Linked DNA regions of Homo sapiens: region 1 is linked to region 2. The links are chromatin loops, found by intact Hi-C in ENCODE. Cell type or tissue: heart right ventricle. All regions are shown on one strand. Each heading gives the region's core, and the rest is flanking DNA. Links, peaks and the distances in the headings are about the cores only.

Region 1 (7,965 bases), core at 2,366-4,865, 240 kb after region 2:
CTGTGGTGGCTCACGCCTGTAATCCCACCACTTTGGGAGGCCGTGGTGGGTGCATCACTTGAGGTCAGGAATTCGAGACCAGCCTGACAAGCATGGTGAAACCTCAACTCTACTAAAAATACAAAAATTAGCAGGGTGTGGTGGTGCATGCCTGTAATCCCAGCTACTCGGCAGGCTGAGGCACAAGAATCACTTCAACCTGGGAGGCAGAGGCTGCAGTGAGCTGAGATTGCACCACTGCACTCCAGCCTGGGCAACAGAGCAAGATCCTGTCTCAAAAAAAAAAAAAAAAATTAGCCGGCTGTGGTGGCGTGCACCTGTAGTCCCAGGTACTCAGGAGGCTGAGATGGGAGAATCACTTGAGCCTGGGAGATTGAGGCTGCAGTGAGCCATGATCATGTCACTGCACTCCAGCCTGGACGATAGAGTGAGACACTGTCTCAAAAAAAATAAATAAATAAAAATAGGCCAGGCCTGGTGGCTCACACCTGTAATCCTAGCACTTTGGGAGGCTGAGGCAGGTGGATCACCTAAGGTCAGGAGTTCAAGACCAGCCTGGCCAACATGGTGAAAGCCTGTCTCTACTAAAAACACAGAAAATAGATGGGTGTGGTGGTGCACACCTGTAATCCCAGCTAATTGGGAGGCTGAGGAAGGAGAATGGCTTGAACCTGGGAAGTGGAGGTTGCAGTGAGCCGAGATTGAACCACTGCACTCCAGCCTGTGCGACGGGAGAAAGATGCCATCTCAAAAAATAAATAAATAAATACAATAAATTAAATTAAAATAAAAATAAAAAATTAGATGAGGGGGGGACCGGGTGCGGTGACTCATGCCTGTAATCGCAGCACTTTGGGAGGCTAAGGCGGGTGATCGCCTGAGGTCAGGAGTTCGACACCAGCCTGATCAATATGGTGAAACCCCATCTCTACTAAAAATACAAAAAAATTAGCCAGCCATGGTGGCGTGTGATTGTAGACCCAGCTACTCGGGAGGCTGAGACAGGAGAATTGCTTGAACCTGGGAGGCAGAGGTTGCAGTGAGCCAAGATCACACCACTGCACTCGGGCCTGGGTGACAGAGCAAGACTCTGTCTTAAAAAAAAAAAATGGATGAGGAAACTGAAGCACAGAGAGACAAAATTACTTGTCCAGAGTAGCATTGCACATTGGTATGGAAACCTGCATTCTAGCCTGGTTTCCAGAGCCTGCTTTGGAGCCAGGCTTCGTGGGTCCAGGTTCCAGCTGAATAAATACTAGTGGTGCAAACTTGGGCAAATTTTCATTAGTCTCTGCTCTCCTTTGTAAAACAGAGATAATAAAAGTGCCCACCTCATAGGGCTGATGTGAAGGTTGGATGAGTACATATCATGCTCTTAGTATACTGAGTGGCTCAATAAATATTAACTGTCATTACTACATATCTTTAAATAATAGCAAATAAAGGAGATAAATGAAATGTTATTGAATACATGCAATTAGCTTGATCAGCAGTGTCTTTAGAAAGTGAGCATTCCATAGGGGAAAAATTAACAAAAATGCCCATTCCAGTGAAAACTGTGGGAGCTGCCACACTTGGAAGCTACCTAATTGAAGTCTTAGTTCCTTTAAGTGACTGTCCAGACTCCTGTGCTCCTCCCGCCCTTAAACCCTTATACTTTTTGGGTTCTGGTTTGTCTGGAACTCACAATCCTGAGAGCATCCTGGAACAAAAACAGGGCTGGTTCATTCCTGTCCCTGTATGTCAAGCTAAGTAAGTAAATAAATGCCCATCCCAAGCCCAAGTGGCCCTCACGCCTGCAGGGGGTGCTGCCCAGTGACTGGAGTAGCCTGTTTTGTTTTGTTTTGTTTTGTTTTGTTTTGTTTTGTTTTGTTTGAGTTAGAGTCTTGTTCTGTCACCCATGCTGGAGTGCAATGGCGTGATCTTGGCTCACTGCAACTTCCACCTCCCGGATTCAAGCGATTCTCCTGCCTCAGCCTTCTTAGTAGCTGAGGTTACAGGTGTGCGCCACCACGCCCAGCTGATTTTTGTACTTTTAGTAGAGATGGGGTTTTGCCATGTTGGCCAGGCTGATCTCGAACTCCTGACCTCAGGTGATCCGCGCGCCTCGGCCTCCCGAAGTGCTGGGATTACAGGTATGAGCCACTGCACCCAGCCTGGAGTAGCCTTTGAATGGGGCCGAAGCTATACACAGGGTCTTGGTGGGGGAGAGGGGAGTTGGAGGCAGCCTCAAGCAGGGTCCAAGTTTGGGCTGTTTAGAGGCTGTACTTGTTTCCAGTGGCTGCTGTAACAAATTACCACAAATTTGGTGGCTTCAAGTAACAGAAATTTATTCTCTCACAGTTCTTGAGGCCCAAAGTCCAAAATCAAGGTGTTGACAGTGCCGTGCTCCCTCTGAAGGCTCCAGGGGAGGGTCCTCCTTTGCATTCTCCAGCTTCTGGTAGCTCCAGTCATTACTTGGCTTGTGGCTGCCTCACTCTGATCCCTGCCTCTGTCTTGGCAGACTTTCTTCTCTGTATCTCCTGTTCTGCCTGCCCCATTTCCCTCTGCCCTGTTCCTACAAGGATGCCTCTCTTTGGATTCAGGGCTCATCCTATCCAGAACGATTTGGCAATCCCATCTCAAGATTCTTAAATTTATTACATGTGCAAAGACCCTTTTTCCAAATAGGTCACATTTACAGGTATGGGGACTTGGACATATCTTTTTGGAGGCCTCCACTCAATCTACTACAGTGGCAGAGAGTGAAACCTTGCCACAAATATTGATCCTGAACGAAACCCCTAATTTCAGGTACCAGCTAATTTGCCCTTCCATTCATTGTGTACATAGCTTTTAATATTTGGGTCATGAAACCCTCCTATGCAAAATCCTCCAACAGTTTCCCATCCTACTTAGAAGAAAACCCAAATCATGTCTAACCCTGGCCCACAAGGCCCACGTGACCTGGCCCGTCACTGTGTCCCCTCGCTTACTTCCCTGCAGTCTCAGGTCTATCTCCAAATATACGGGGCTGGCTCCCAACCCAGCATCTTTGCACCAGCTGTTCCTTCTGCCTGGATCACGCTTCTTGCAGATCTTCTCAGCTTTCAGGTCTCAGGTCAAACGTTACCTCCCCAAACAGGTCTCCCCTGACCACCTTCCCTAAAATAGTCCCCAGTCACTCTCTAGGGGAGGATCCTCCCTTTCCTGTTCTAGCTTCTGGTGGCTCCTAGCACTCATCTGTGTCTTATTTATTTGCTGGCTTGTTTCTTTCTCCTGCCCCTCAATGTCATGTTCTAGGAGGGCAGGGACCTCGACTTCTTGTCTGTTTCCTTGATATTTGGTTGAGAGGAGGAACTTAAGGTCTACTCCGACTCTCTGAGGCTTGGTGTTGATCTGCAAAGCTCTGGCACTTCCCTGCCAAGGCCTGGCCTAGAAGCAGCCATGCCCTGGGATCCTCCAGAGATGTGATGGTGGTGATTGGGAATCTTTAGTGATGACTGGTTAGAAATAGACAAATGATCATGTGACATGATGGCTAAAACCTTTTCCTGGCAGGCATGCCTGAGGAATGGTCTCACGCGGCTTCTCCAGCCTTTCCTTCGTGGATTTAGCTAATGGAGGAAATCAGCACTACAAATCAATGACCCATTAAACTTTTTTAAATGTCCTAAGAGTCGTCAGTGGAGAAGGATGGCTGTTTACCAAGCCTCCAACAGATCACTGACTCCTGACTTAGTGAGGTCAGCAAGTTTCCTGGAAAAATTGGTCCTGATCTTCTTCCTGGGAGATAGCACAGTTTTAAGAGCTTGTGATCCTGAATGAGCCCTACTGAGTCTCTAATGACATGTCACTTCCTCAGAGAGCCCCCTTCTGACCACTTCTAATAAACAGTGCTCTATCACTCTATTCCTTTTTCTTCTTGGCACTTAGCAGGCATTTAATGACTTATTTTTTCCCTAGTGTTACCATGTGATATGATGTTGTATATTTTTATGTGTTTATCATCTGTATCTGCCAGTAAATGTAAACTTCTTAAAGAAAGAGACTAAGTCGATTTGGTTCATTGCTGTTTCCCTGCAATACAGATCATTCCCAGAAGAGCATATCAGTTTTAGAAGGTTCTGGAAATGAACATAACAGGGCTTCTTTGTACATCATAGACTCAGAGTTCAAGAATCCTCAAGGTCATCTAGCTTCCTCCACTCACCACTGGGTACACATAGCCAGGAAGGAAGATGGCTCTTCCCCCCACAAGATTCACCCATGCTCGCCTAAGAGAGTTTGGGCACTTTGACTGGTTGGCTGACTTAGGGACAGCCAGAGACATCCCTGCAATGGAATAAGTAATGGGGAAAAGCCAAGGCCCAAGGCACTAGAAACTGGGTGCACAGAACTCCAACCTTCAGCCATAAACCATGCTAACTAATAGTGTTACCTTTTTTTTTTTTTTTGAGACAGGGTCTCACTTTGTTGCCCCAGGCTGGAGTGCACTGGTACAATCTCGGCTCACTGCAACCTCTGCCTCCCACGTTCAAGTGATTCTCCTACCTCAGCCTCCCAAGGAGCTGGGATTACAGGCACTTGCCACCACGCTTGGCTAATTTATTTTGTATTTTTAGTAAAGATGGAGTTTCACCATGTTGGCCAGGCTGGTCTCAAACTCCTGACCTCAAGTGATCTGCCCGCCTCAGCCTCCCAAAGTGCTGGGATTATAGGCGTGAGCCACCATGCCTGGCCTAAAAGCATTACTTTGAATTTTGTGTTTCCCAACAGCCCTGCAAGCCTGCTGTTTATCCACATTTGAGAGATGAGAAAATAGCTGCTCGGAGAGGCTAAAGAGGTGAAAGCAATGAACACCCAGTACAGAATGCTGGCTTGCATGCTGGATGACAGAGCACCGTGGTACAGAGCTAGGAGCTTCTAACCCCTGAGGCTGCTACTCACTAGCTTGCAGGCCTGGGTCAAGTTGCTAAATGGAAATCCTGGTGTCAGCCTGGATACTTTCCAGTGAGAAAAACCCAACTGAAAAGTGGCTTTCGCAAAACGGGGAATTTACTGGCTCATGAAATTGGGAAGTCCAAAGGAGGCTTCCTTGCTTCAGGCACCGCCAGATCCAGGGCCTCAAACGTCATTGTGACTCTCTCTCTCCCCAGCTCTTTTATGTTTCTTCCCCTGTGCTAGCTTCACTCTCGAGCAGGCTGTCCTCTAGAGCCCCAGCAGCCCCAGGCTCACAGCCTATCAGCTCAGCAGCTCCAGTGGGAAGAGCTTCTTTTCCCTGGTGGACCCTGAGTCCTGGCCTTGAGTCTCATTGATCCAACTGAAGCTCACATGCCATCTCTAATCCAATCCCTCTGCCCAGGGGAGAATTTGTCAATTGAGGAAACTGAGGCTCAGAGAGGCCAGTTATTTAACCAAGGTCATACAGCCAGTAGGTAGTCAAGTGGGATTTAAATCCCTGATTTAATCCCAGATGCAGCCTGATTTCAGCATCTATATTCTCAGCCATGAAGCTATACAGTCTCTCCAAGGACTCCCATGAGCTCTAAAAACAATAGTAATAACAATGAGGATAATAATAACGATAATCATTCATTAACACCACCACTCTGGAGCCTGTACTATTGTGATCTCCATTTGAACCGTGGCACAGAGAGGTTAAGCAACTTGCCCACAGTCACACAGATGAGAAATGGTGGAGTCAGGATTTGAACCCAGTTCAGCTCTATTTGCTGCTTCTAGTTCTGAAACTATATTAAATATATGAGTTCTGCACTATTTCAGAACTCACGGGAAGGTTAACAGCCCAGAATCTCCCACTCACGTCTCTACTGGGCTTCATTTTTACTGGGCTTCATTTTTAATGGGCGACTCCCCTGCCTCTCTACCACCCGGAAGACATTTTAAGCTTTACAGCAAGTCATTAAAAAGAAACAAAAATAAATGCGTAAACATAATCCCACGCTGCCTGTCTGGTAAGAGCAACTTCCCCGGTGGGGGAGGAGGAGGCATTCAGGGGGAACTAGGGGAATCACATGTGTTCTGAGAAAGGAGGGTCAGAGATGTGCGGGAAAGTTCAAGGAGGGAAGTTGGATCCAAAGATGGAAACCGGTCCCAGCTCCATGCTTTCAGCAAAGGAGGAGTCTGGGGAGGGTTTCCAGAGGCCCCTACAACATCCTCCACACTCTAGTTTGCAGGGCTGAGGCTTGCGGGGGCACTTTCACTGTACACATGGTGGTTCTGGGTGTGGGTTCTGGAATTAGGCTGAATTGGGCTCATGTGCCCTTGGGCAAGTTCCTTACCCTCTCCAATCCTTGGTTTTCCATCTTTTACAGAATGCAGGGATGTGATGATTAAATGAGAGTATGTGTGTAAAGCACTCAGCCTGGTCTCTAGTTCACAGCAAGGACTCAAAAATTTTGCTGTTGTTCTACAGTTGTGTAAGTTGCTGAGTGGAAAAAAGCAAGCTACCATCTGTCTTCAGAAGTTTTTCATAATATATATTGCAACCTGCAATTTTACAACCCTATTTTTTGTTCTGCTGCTGTAGGTGAACTTGGCTGGTTTCATGGGTGTGTGTGCAACCTGTGTGATTGCAGAGTCCCGAGCTCAGAAGGGGCCTGCACTTGTTTGCTCTGCTGTCTTTGTCTTGAAATTCTTTTGTTTGTTTGTTTGTTTCTTTGTTTTTGTTTGTTTTTGAGACTGAGTCTCGCTCTGTTGTCCAGGCTGGAGTGCAGTGGCGTGACCTTGGCTCTCTGCAACCTCTGCCTCTTGGGTTAAAGCAATTCTCCTGCCTCAGCCTCTCGAGTAGCTGGGATTACAGGCACCTGCCACCATGCCCGGCTAATTTTTTTTTTTTGTATTTTTAGTAGAGACGGGGTTTCACCATGTTGGCCAGGCTGGTTTTGAACTCCTGATCTCAAGTGATCTGCCCGCCTCGGCCTCCCAAATTGCTAGGATTACAGGTGTGAGCCACCGCACCCAGCCTTGAAATTCTTAATAATTTTTTTTTTTTTGAGATGGAGTCTTGCTCCGTTGCCCAGGCTGGAATGCAGTGGTGCAATCTTGGCTCACTGCAACCTCTGCCTCCCAGTTTCAAGAGATTCTCCTGCCTCAGCCTCCCGAGTGGCTGGGATTACAGGCACCCACCACCACGCCCGGCTAATTTTGGTGTTTTTAGTAGAGATGAGGTTTCACCATGTTGGCCAGGCTTGTCTCAAACTCCTGACCTCAGGAGATCCACCTGCCTCGGCCTCTGAAAGTGCAGGGATTACAGGCATGAGCGACTGTGCCTGGCCGAAACTCGCAATAATGTTTGAACAAGGAGCCCCGCATATTCATTCTGCATTGAGCTTATGTAACCAGTTCTGGAGGTGAAGTCTAGTTTTTCAAGTTTTTGAAGGGGATTTGGAGCCATTTTTGTCTTTGAAGATGAGAATGTTCTTCCATTATTCTGGGAGAAATCACTGCTCTTGGGGAGAATCCTAAGACAGTGATATTATCCAGATGCAGATTCCCCATGTTGAGTTGTTTCTTATTGTTTAATAATACTAGTTATGTTAGCTACATGTATTGGGCTTTGACGAAAGACTAGGCTCTGCACTAAGCTAGCACTTTACCTTTATCATCTCTCTACATCTTCCCAACAACCCTGTAAGAGAAACTGTCATTAACCTCATTTCACAGATGAGGAAACTGAGGCTTGGAGTGATACATGACTTGCCCACTGTTGCACACCAGCATTGTGATAATGCATGTAAGTTGGGTGGATCTGTACTAGGACCATAGCCTTTTAGAAAAGAGGAATGAATTTCTAAGCTTTGATTTAGCTAGAAGGGTTCCTGAAGTCCTTGGGAAAGATGTGTACCTTTTTGACCAAGTATTTGCTCCAGCAGTTTCTGTATTTGAAGATGAAACTGGTCTTCTGTTTGAGACTTGACTGTGCAGAGAAGAGGCGCTGACCTGAACTTTCCTTCCCCTTGT
Region 2 (7,965 bases), core at 2,788-5,287:
CAATGAGCTGATATTTTATCGTATAACCAGGATCTATTGGTTTTACAATATATCTAGTAATCAATTATTTCACCAATAATTTAAGAAACAGAGATCTACTTGAAAATACCATTGATAGATACCCTTAACAGGATAATTAAAATAAAAAGCAATAGCAGCTTTGATTTCCATTTCCATGAATGCGTACAAGATAAATCTGTATTTTACAGTTAAAATTTGTACAAAAAGTCAAGCCCTGAAGTAGTTTTTCCCCCAAAAGTTCTGATGTTAAAACTTTAAAAAAAAAAAGAGAGAGGTAGTGTGTAAAAATATTTTTACTTAAAATGTTGAACCCCTGCACCACTTATATTATAAATGAAAGTTAACCTTCTACATACTAACATTATTTTGCCATTCAAGAGTCAAATTTGTAAGACTCACAGAATGTTAAAGCCGGAATGCCATTAAAAATAGCATATAAATGGAAGAACTTCGGTGAATTCAACAAAAAGTACAACGTATTACATAATGTGCAGTCAGTTAATAGTTTACTGATAATATGCTTAGTGGTAATGTGAACAAAATACATTGAAGTATTCTGAGTCAAGTGATCTTCACGTAATCAAGACTTCTTCATATATATTTTACCATATAGAGAAAACATCCTTCAAAGCGGAGTCATTTGAATCTTCATTGTTGTAATAGCACACAATTGTTAAAAAGGTATTCATACTAGCCCTACCATAAAGTTAATTAATAAATAACTCTCCATAAGCCATAGGGAACTTATGTACTTCATAGTATTTTTAGTTTCTATATACAAGCATACCATTGTGCTTGTGCACACTGTACAATAAAATCAGGCAAGGAATTAAAGTTAGCAGCCTTACTCTTAGCTTGTTCTAAGTGGATGCATTGGAAAGTAATAAATAGCCTCATAAAATTAATAGTGATAAACTCTACCTGTCACAGGTGAATACTATGTAGTTTTCATAAAGTGTAGGCAGTGTTTCTAGAAATCCCATGAAGGAAAACCCAATTTTTTTTTTTTTTGGCATAAAAAGTGCACAAGTTTGTCCTATGTGTTAAAACATCTTAATTTGGATGTATTTTTTATCCAAAATGATGCATACTTGGATGCATTAAAAGCACACCAACAAAAATACACACACTAACAATAAAAGGAATGATTTCAAATGAGACTGGGAATGGGAACAAGAATAGGTTAAAGGAGAGACTTCCATATTTCCAAAGTCAAGAGAATTGCCTTTTAAAACATAAATTATATAGCCATACAGAATTAATTTGAAAATATGAAAGCTATAGGAAGGACAAACACCAATTTGAACAACTGTTGCAAAGTTTCATAACTCAAGAAAAGATAGCTTCCTGGCTAGGCGCTCATGCCTGCAATCCAGCACTTTGGGAGGAGATGGGCGGATCACTTGAGGTCAGGAGTTTGAGACCCACCTGACCAACATGGTGAAACTCCATCTCTACTAAAAATACAAAAAAATAAGCCAGACGTGTTGGCGCACACCTGTAATCTTAGCTACTCAGAAGGCTGAGGCAGGAGAATTGCTTGAACCCGGGAGCTGAGATTGCACCACTGCACTCCAGCCTGGGTGACAGAGACTCTGTCTCAAAAAAAAAAAAAAAAAGCTTCCTCAGCTTTATAACATGGGAAGTAACTCCTAAAAACAGCCAAGTGGTTTGATTCTTAGAAACCAGAAATGCACAACTGGGCGCGGTGGCTCACGCCTGTAATCCCAGCACTTTGGGAGGCCGAGGCGGGCGGATCAGGAGGTCAGGAGATTGAGACCTTCCTGGCTAACACTGCGAAACCCCGTCTCTACTAAAAATTAGCCAGGCATGGTGGCAGGCGCCTGTAGTCCCAGCTACTTGGGAGGCTGAGGCAGGAGAATGGTGTGAACCCAGGAGGTAGAGCTTGCAGTGAGCCAAGATCGCGCCACTGCACTCCAGCCTGGGCGATAGAGCGAGACTCCATCTCAAAAAAAAAAAAAAAAAAAAAAAGAAAGAAAAGAAAAGAAACTGGAAATGTACTTGAGAACATCATTTGTTACAATTTATTAGAAAGGAACATAAAAAAACAAAAATCAAAATAGGCTGGGCATGGTGGCTCTAATCCTAGCATTTTGGGAAGCCGAGGCAGGACTGCTTAAGCCCAGGAGTTCAAGACCAACTTGGGCAACATGGCGAAACCCTGTCTCTACAAAAAATACAAAAAGTAGACAGATGTGGTGGTATGTGCCTATGGTCCCAGCTACTCAGGAGGCTGAGGTGGGAGGACTGCTTGAGCCCAGGGGATTGAGGCTGCAGAGAGCTGTGATCATGCCACTGCATTCCAGTGTGGGCAACAGAGTGAGACCCAGTCACTAAAAAAAAAAAAAAAAAAAAAAAAAAAAAAAATCAAAATAAAATATTGGGAACATGAGACCTTTAAGAGCTGAGGTCCCCAATGTACCACAAGAGAGAATCAGACTTCACATTAGAATTTTAAAAATACAGTTAAAGGAAAAATTAACTGGGCTCTGCACAGCAGGTTAAATATGCAACCACTTCCAACAGAAATGATCTAGTCTTCTCACATAGTTCCAAGAATGTGCTTTAACATCTGATTCTCCACAGACAAAACAGCAAAAGCACGTAACTTCATCAGCAAAGGCCCCTTTGTTTTGGACTTAAATTCACCTCTGATCCACCAAAGTTTATATTAACAATTATCAAACTACTACTTTAATAATATTGTAAGCTTGCAACGTTACTCGTCTCATGCCTATTCCACGTCACTGGTCAGAGGTATATATGCTTTTAAACTAGCCAAATGTACAAGTCCTCATGGCATCCTCACTCTGAAAACATTCAAACCACGGTTTCATAATGTTATGATTGTTCCATCTTCTTCTAAGAGTTTTTGATCTGGAGCATGTGTTTCAAATTCCGTGTTTGAGCTGCTTGCTATGGCTGCTAAGCTCACTTCATTAGAGGGAATAAAGCCATTCTGTCCAGACTCAAAGCTTAGCTCTATCTGTGTTAATGACTCCAGGCTCTCAGTATTAGGAACAGCTTTTGGAATCTGCTGTGGCACTCCATTGTCTTCAATGATAATGTCATCTTCTTCGCTGTCTTCATCCTCTGGCTCAAAGCTTGGTTCAATCTGCTGTGGGTAGCCAAGAAGGCTGTTATCAGTAGACTGACCGGAACTGCCAGAAGTCCGACTGTTCCTCACAACATTATTCCTCTGGTTTGCCGGTCTCACTGTTATGATGAGGTTACGGCTATTTGCAATCATCATGTCTGTTACTTGATCAAGGCTCTTCCCTGAAACTTCTATGCCATTAACTTCTAAAACTTCATCATTAACAGCTAATAGTCCTGTACTTTGAGCCAGACCTCCTGGGACAAGCCTGGATATAAAGATCCCTGGAACCTTTTCTAAGCCATGTGGTGTTACCCTGACACTGGAGCCATCCCGGATGTAGAATCCTAGGGGTTTCTCCGTGCCGTATTTGTAAAGACGTACCCTACGATGCGTTTCTGGGAGAATATCCACGTCTATAATAGAAGACACAGGTCTAAAGTCTTGGGGCATACTAATGACTATATGTGGCTTTTTTCTATGGTTGTCAGGACGCAATACGTTGGTTAAAACATTCTTCTTCTTTATTAGCGTGTCTGTACCAAAGGCACTGTAGTCTGCTTCTTCTGTTTAAAAATAAAACAAAATAATTATAGAAATGCTGTAAAAATATCTATTCACTTGCAGCTGAATCTGTACAGAAAGGATAACTCAAAATATATTTGGTATATAAACAAACTAGCTAATAAGCTTATTCTAATCAGATCATAATCTAGTACAGTAGTAAAATGCCATACCAGAAAAAACCACTAGGTGGCCATCTCAAATACACATCACAAAATAAACCAATGTTGAAGTTAAATTTGATAGAGCTCATTCACTTTTAAACATTAAATATGGCAAATGAAACTATGATAGATCTTACATATTTTTTTTTTTTTTGAGATGGAGTCTCGCTCTGTCGACCAGGCTGGAGTGCAGTGGCGTGACCTCGGCTCACTGCAACCTCCGCCTCCCGGGTTCAAGCAATTCTCCTGCCTCACCCTCCCGAGTAGCTGGGACTACAGGTGTGTGCCACCAGGCCTGGCTAACTTTTTGTATTTTTAGTACAGATGGGGTTTCACCGTGTTAGCCAGGATGGTCTCGATTTCCTGACCTCATGATCCACCCACCTCGGCCTCCCAAAGTGCTGGAATTATAGGCGTGAGCCACCGCACCTGGCCAGATCTTACATATTCTTAAACATCATTAAATATATATGTATTTTTACTTTTTTTTGAATAGGGTCTTGCTATGTTGCCCAGGCTGGTTTTGAACTCCTGGCCTCAGGAGATCCTCCCGCCTCAGCCTCTCAATGTGCTAGGAGTACAGGTGAGAGCTACTGTGTCCGGCCTTAAAACATCATTTTAAACCAGTTACTTAAAATACATTTTTCCTTCACTTGTTTAAAAAACTTGTAATGTGGTTGGGCGTGGTGCCTCACGTCTATAATCCCAGTGCTTTTTTGGGAGGCCATGGTGAGTGGATCACTTGAGCCCAGCCTGGGCAACAGCGTGAGACCCTGTCTTTATGAAAAGTAAAAAAAAATTAGCCAGGTGTGGTAGGTAGCGTCTGCCTGGAGTCCCGGCTACTTGGGAGGCTGAGATGGGAGGATGGCTTCACTCCAGGATTCAGGTCTGCAGCGCACTATGATCACTGCACTCCAGCCTCGGTAACAAAACAAAAACACGCCTGCAATTTGCATGTTTATCATATTCAACTCAAATACTTGAAGTGGGATATTTGATTCTCAAGGTAAATCAGAGAGTAAAATCATATACCAATATCAGAGGCTGAGTGGGCAGATAATGTAATTGATGCTGATGCATATCAAACAAACACTTCGGAATTTTGGTATTCTGCAAATAAACACTCTCCCTCAGTTTTCTGTTGCTATTGTTTGAGACGGAGTCTCGCTCTGTCGTCCTGGCTGGAGTGCAGAGGCATGATCTCAGCTCACTGCCACCCCCGCCTCCCAGGTTCAAGCGATTCTCCTGCCTTAGCCTCCCAAGTGGCTTGGGATTACAGGCATGCGCCACTATGCCCAGATAATTTTTGTATTTTCAGTAGAGATGCGGTTTCACTATGTTGGCCAGGCTGGTCTTGATGGAACTCTTGACCTCAGGTGATCCACCTGCCTCAGCTTCCCAAAGTGCTGGGATTACAGGTGTGAGCCACCTCGCCCAGCAGGAATTCTTGATCTCTCATTTTCATTTTGAAAGAGGCAAAGGTGGAGTTTTAACTTTTTTCTTTACTGTGTGAAAAACTATGCATAAAGTTCAATGGTATTTTGTCCTCAGTGGTGGTGACACAGACAATAGGAAGTAGTAGGACTCTGGCAAACTGGAGAGCTCCTGCCTCATTTAGATGGCATAGCTGCTTCTCAGTTCCTCGCAGATTTTCTTCATGCCAGAAAGTCTTGTTTTTAGGCAAAATCTTGCGATCTTTAAATACTGCCGCCTAATTAAATAATAAACTAAAAGGGAAAACAGAACACCTAACACCAGATATGGTTAAATTATATGGCTGAAGGAAGATAGTCTATAAACAAAACATTTCATCAGAGAATGAGAGGTAAAACAGAAAATGAAACTAACAGCAGAAACAAAAGTTAAAATAGTATTTTCAAAAATAACTACAATGAGGATAAACTAAAAAGTGAAATTTACATGAATTAAAAAAAAAACACAACAACTTCAATAATGCCTCTCCCTGGTTTTCCAGTGGCTAGGCAAAAAAAAAAAAAAAAAAAAAAAGAAAGAAAGAAAAAAAGAAAAAGAAAAGAAAAGACAACAACAAAAAATAAATGGCTTCCCTCCTCCTCCACAAAATAGTTGAAAATCCTAGTCTCAGCTGCTGCCACAGAAAACACCAATCTCACCATCTTGCGTTTGTATAGCGCTTCAACTCATATTCTCTTGTTTAATCCTAAACCCCCTCATTGCTAAACTATTATCATCTTCACTTTATAACCAATAAATTAAGGGTACAACGTAAGTTACACAGAAAGAACTAGAGCCCAGGTTTTCTTACGAGGCTAGTATCTTCCAAGTCACAATAATGAATGCCAAGTATCAATTATGTCAGAGTATGGGGAGCTTTAGTATTCTTTTCTGATGCTGCGTGAACACTCTTCAAAACCTAGTTTCAGATAAATATATAAGGTTACGGGTATCTTATTTTTTTGGCATTTTTTTCCCCTTGGGGACACTTGTAATCATTTATAAGTATTTGCATTGGGCTCTTACAGAGACAGAAATGTATTTATAATATGGCTTTGGATATAAATCCATTGGTACAACAATCTTTTTGGCAAAAAAACCTATCAAGAATAGTCTTCTGGTAATGTGTTTTCTCAAAATCATACATATTTGTGTTTTAAAACAATCAATAAGGAAAGCCTATATAACATTTATAAGGGAAATTCCAGACCATATAAACTGAGAACAGTATTACGTTGCCTACATACCTACTCATGGGAAACCTAACCAAAATAAACTCCAAATCTGCATAATTTGGCATCACATCCAGACTCCATTTGAATGCTCTCTGCTAAATTCTCAAAAGCAATATGCCCCAGTACAAAGCCACCTTTGTTCTCCCATCTAGCTAATCAGTTTCCAGCCACTGGGAAAGAAAATATTTTGGCAGAAAGCCAGGGTTCAGGGTGTTAAAGTGTAAAGGTGAATGTCCACAAGGAATTGGAGTTGACTTTCTACCTGAACACTATCAGAGCATTAAACTCAGAATGAGATGGAAAGTTTGAAAACTTGATCATAGCAACTGTCCACTTGTATAAATTCACTTATGCAACAGTACATGATATGGGCTGATACAGCAGCACCGCATTTATCCCAAGCCTTTTCTTCAGCCAATGATCTCGGCTAACTGAACAGACAAGGATCCACCTAGAAGGCCTCCAAATAGTCAAACTGGATGTCTTACTTTCTTACACACAAATAGTGGCTGTTCTTCACTTATCCTGCAGGGCTTCCCTCTGAACCTCTTACTCTTTAAACATTAATTCTGAAAAGCCTAGTAATCTCATTCCTTTGCTCATAGAGGGTCATAAACCACACATTCAGAGCAAAGGGTAAGGATCCATTTGTGGGTGGCAGGCAGATGTAAGACATAAAAGCTTCACAGTGAGTAAAAAGCAAATCTAGAAAAAAAAAAAAACTTCTACATAAGCTCCATCAGTATCCCCATACAGTAACAAAACAGCAACCATTATAGTACAGCCATCAACAAAGTTCAAGATTATGCCCCACTTGAAGATCAGAGGAAGAAATCAAATAATGAAATAATGTTTTAAAATGTTCTAATCCAGGGGTTGACAACCGTTTTCTGTCAAGAGTCAGACAGTAAATGTCTAGGTATTACAGGCTATATAATCACTCTTGTAAAAGCAGCCACAGACAATCCATAAAATATTATGTGGCCAGGCATGATGGCTCATGCCTGTAATCCCAGCACTTTGGAAGGGCGAGGTGAGAGGACTGCTTCAGCTTAGTAGTTTAAGACCAGCCTGGGTAACATAGCAGGACCCTGTCTCTACAAAAATAATTTTAAAAATTAGCTGGGCATGGTGGTTTGTTTGTGCCTGTAGTCCAAGCTACTTGGGAGGCTGAAGTGGGAGGATCACTTGAGCCTGAGAGGTCGAAGCTGAAGTACGCTAAGATGGCACCACTGCACTCCAATCTGGGCAATGGTGAGACCCTGTTCCAAGAAAATTTTATATGCAAAAGCAGCCAACAGGCCTTAGTTTGCCAACTCTTGCTCTAATATAAAATGGTTAAATGAGATAGATCTGGCAACTTTTTTTTTTTTTTTTGAGACGGAGTTTC

What was found. Hi-C counts contacts between places; a loop is a spot of excess contacts. Peaks named below come from ENCODE experiments on the same cell type or tissue, not always from the same donor. Only the 100,000 strongest peaks of a DNase experiment are listed, where the experiment ranks them.
Region 1: it touches region 2 in a loop (4-fold over the local background); 14 of 110 quality-filtered maps call a loop at or near these places.

What each region holds. Positions count from the first base shown.
Region 1 is chr20:50,500,231-50,508,195 of GRCh38, reverse strand. No RefSeq gene overlaps it. Among named protein-coding and RNA genes, the nearest start is that of PTPN1, 6.2 kb to the left of the region's middle. RefSeq lists an enhancer at 3,610-3,904. In heart right ventricle, for the core only: CTCF peaks have their summits at 3,665 and 3,870 (motif pointing left); no DNase peak of the experiment used is centred there; H3K27ac peaks cover 1,564 bases.
Region 2 is chr20:50,745,399-50,753,363 of GRCh38, reverse strand. PARD6B (par-6 family cell polarity regulator beta) reads right to left here. Exons shown (of 3, transcript NM_032521.3): 3 at 1-3,705. The coding sequence ends at 2,876. Among named protein-coding and RNA genes, the nearest start is that of PARD6B, 18 kb to the right of the region's middle. In heart right ventricle, for the core only: CTCF peaks have their summits at 3,693 and 3,892 (motif pointing right); no DNase peak of the experiment used is centred there.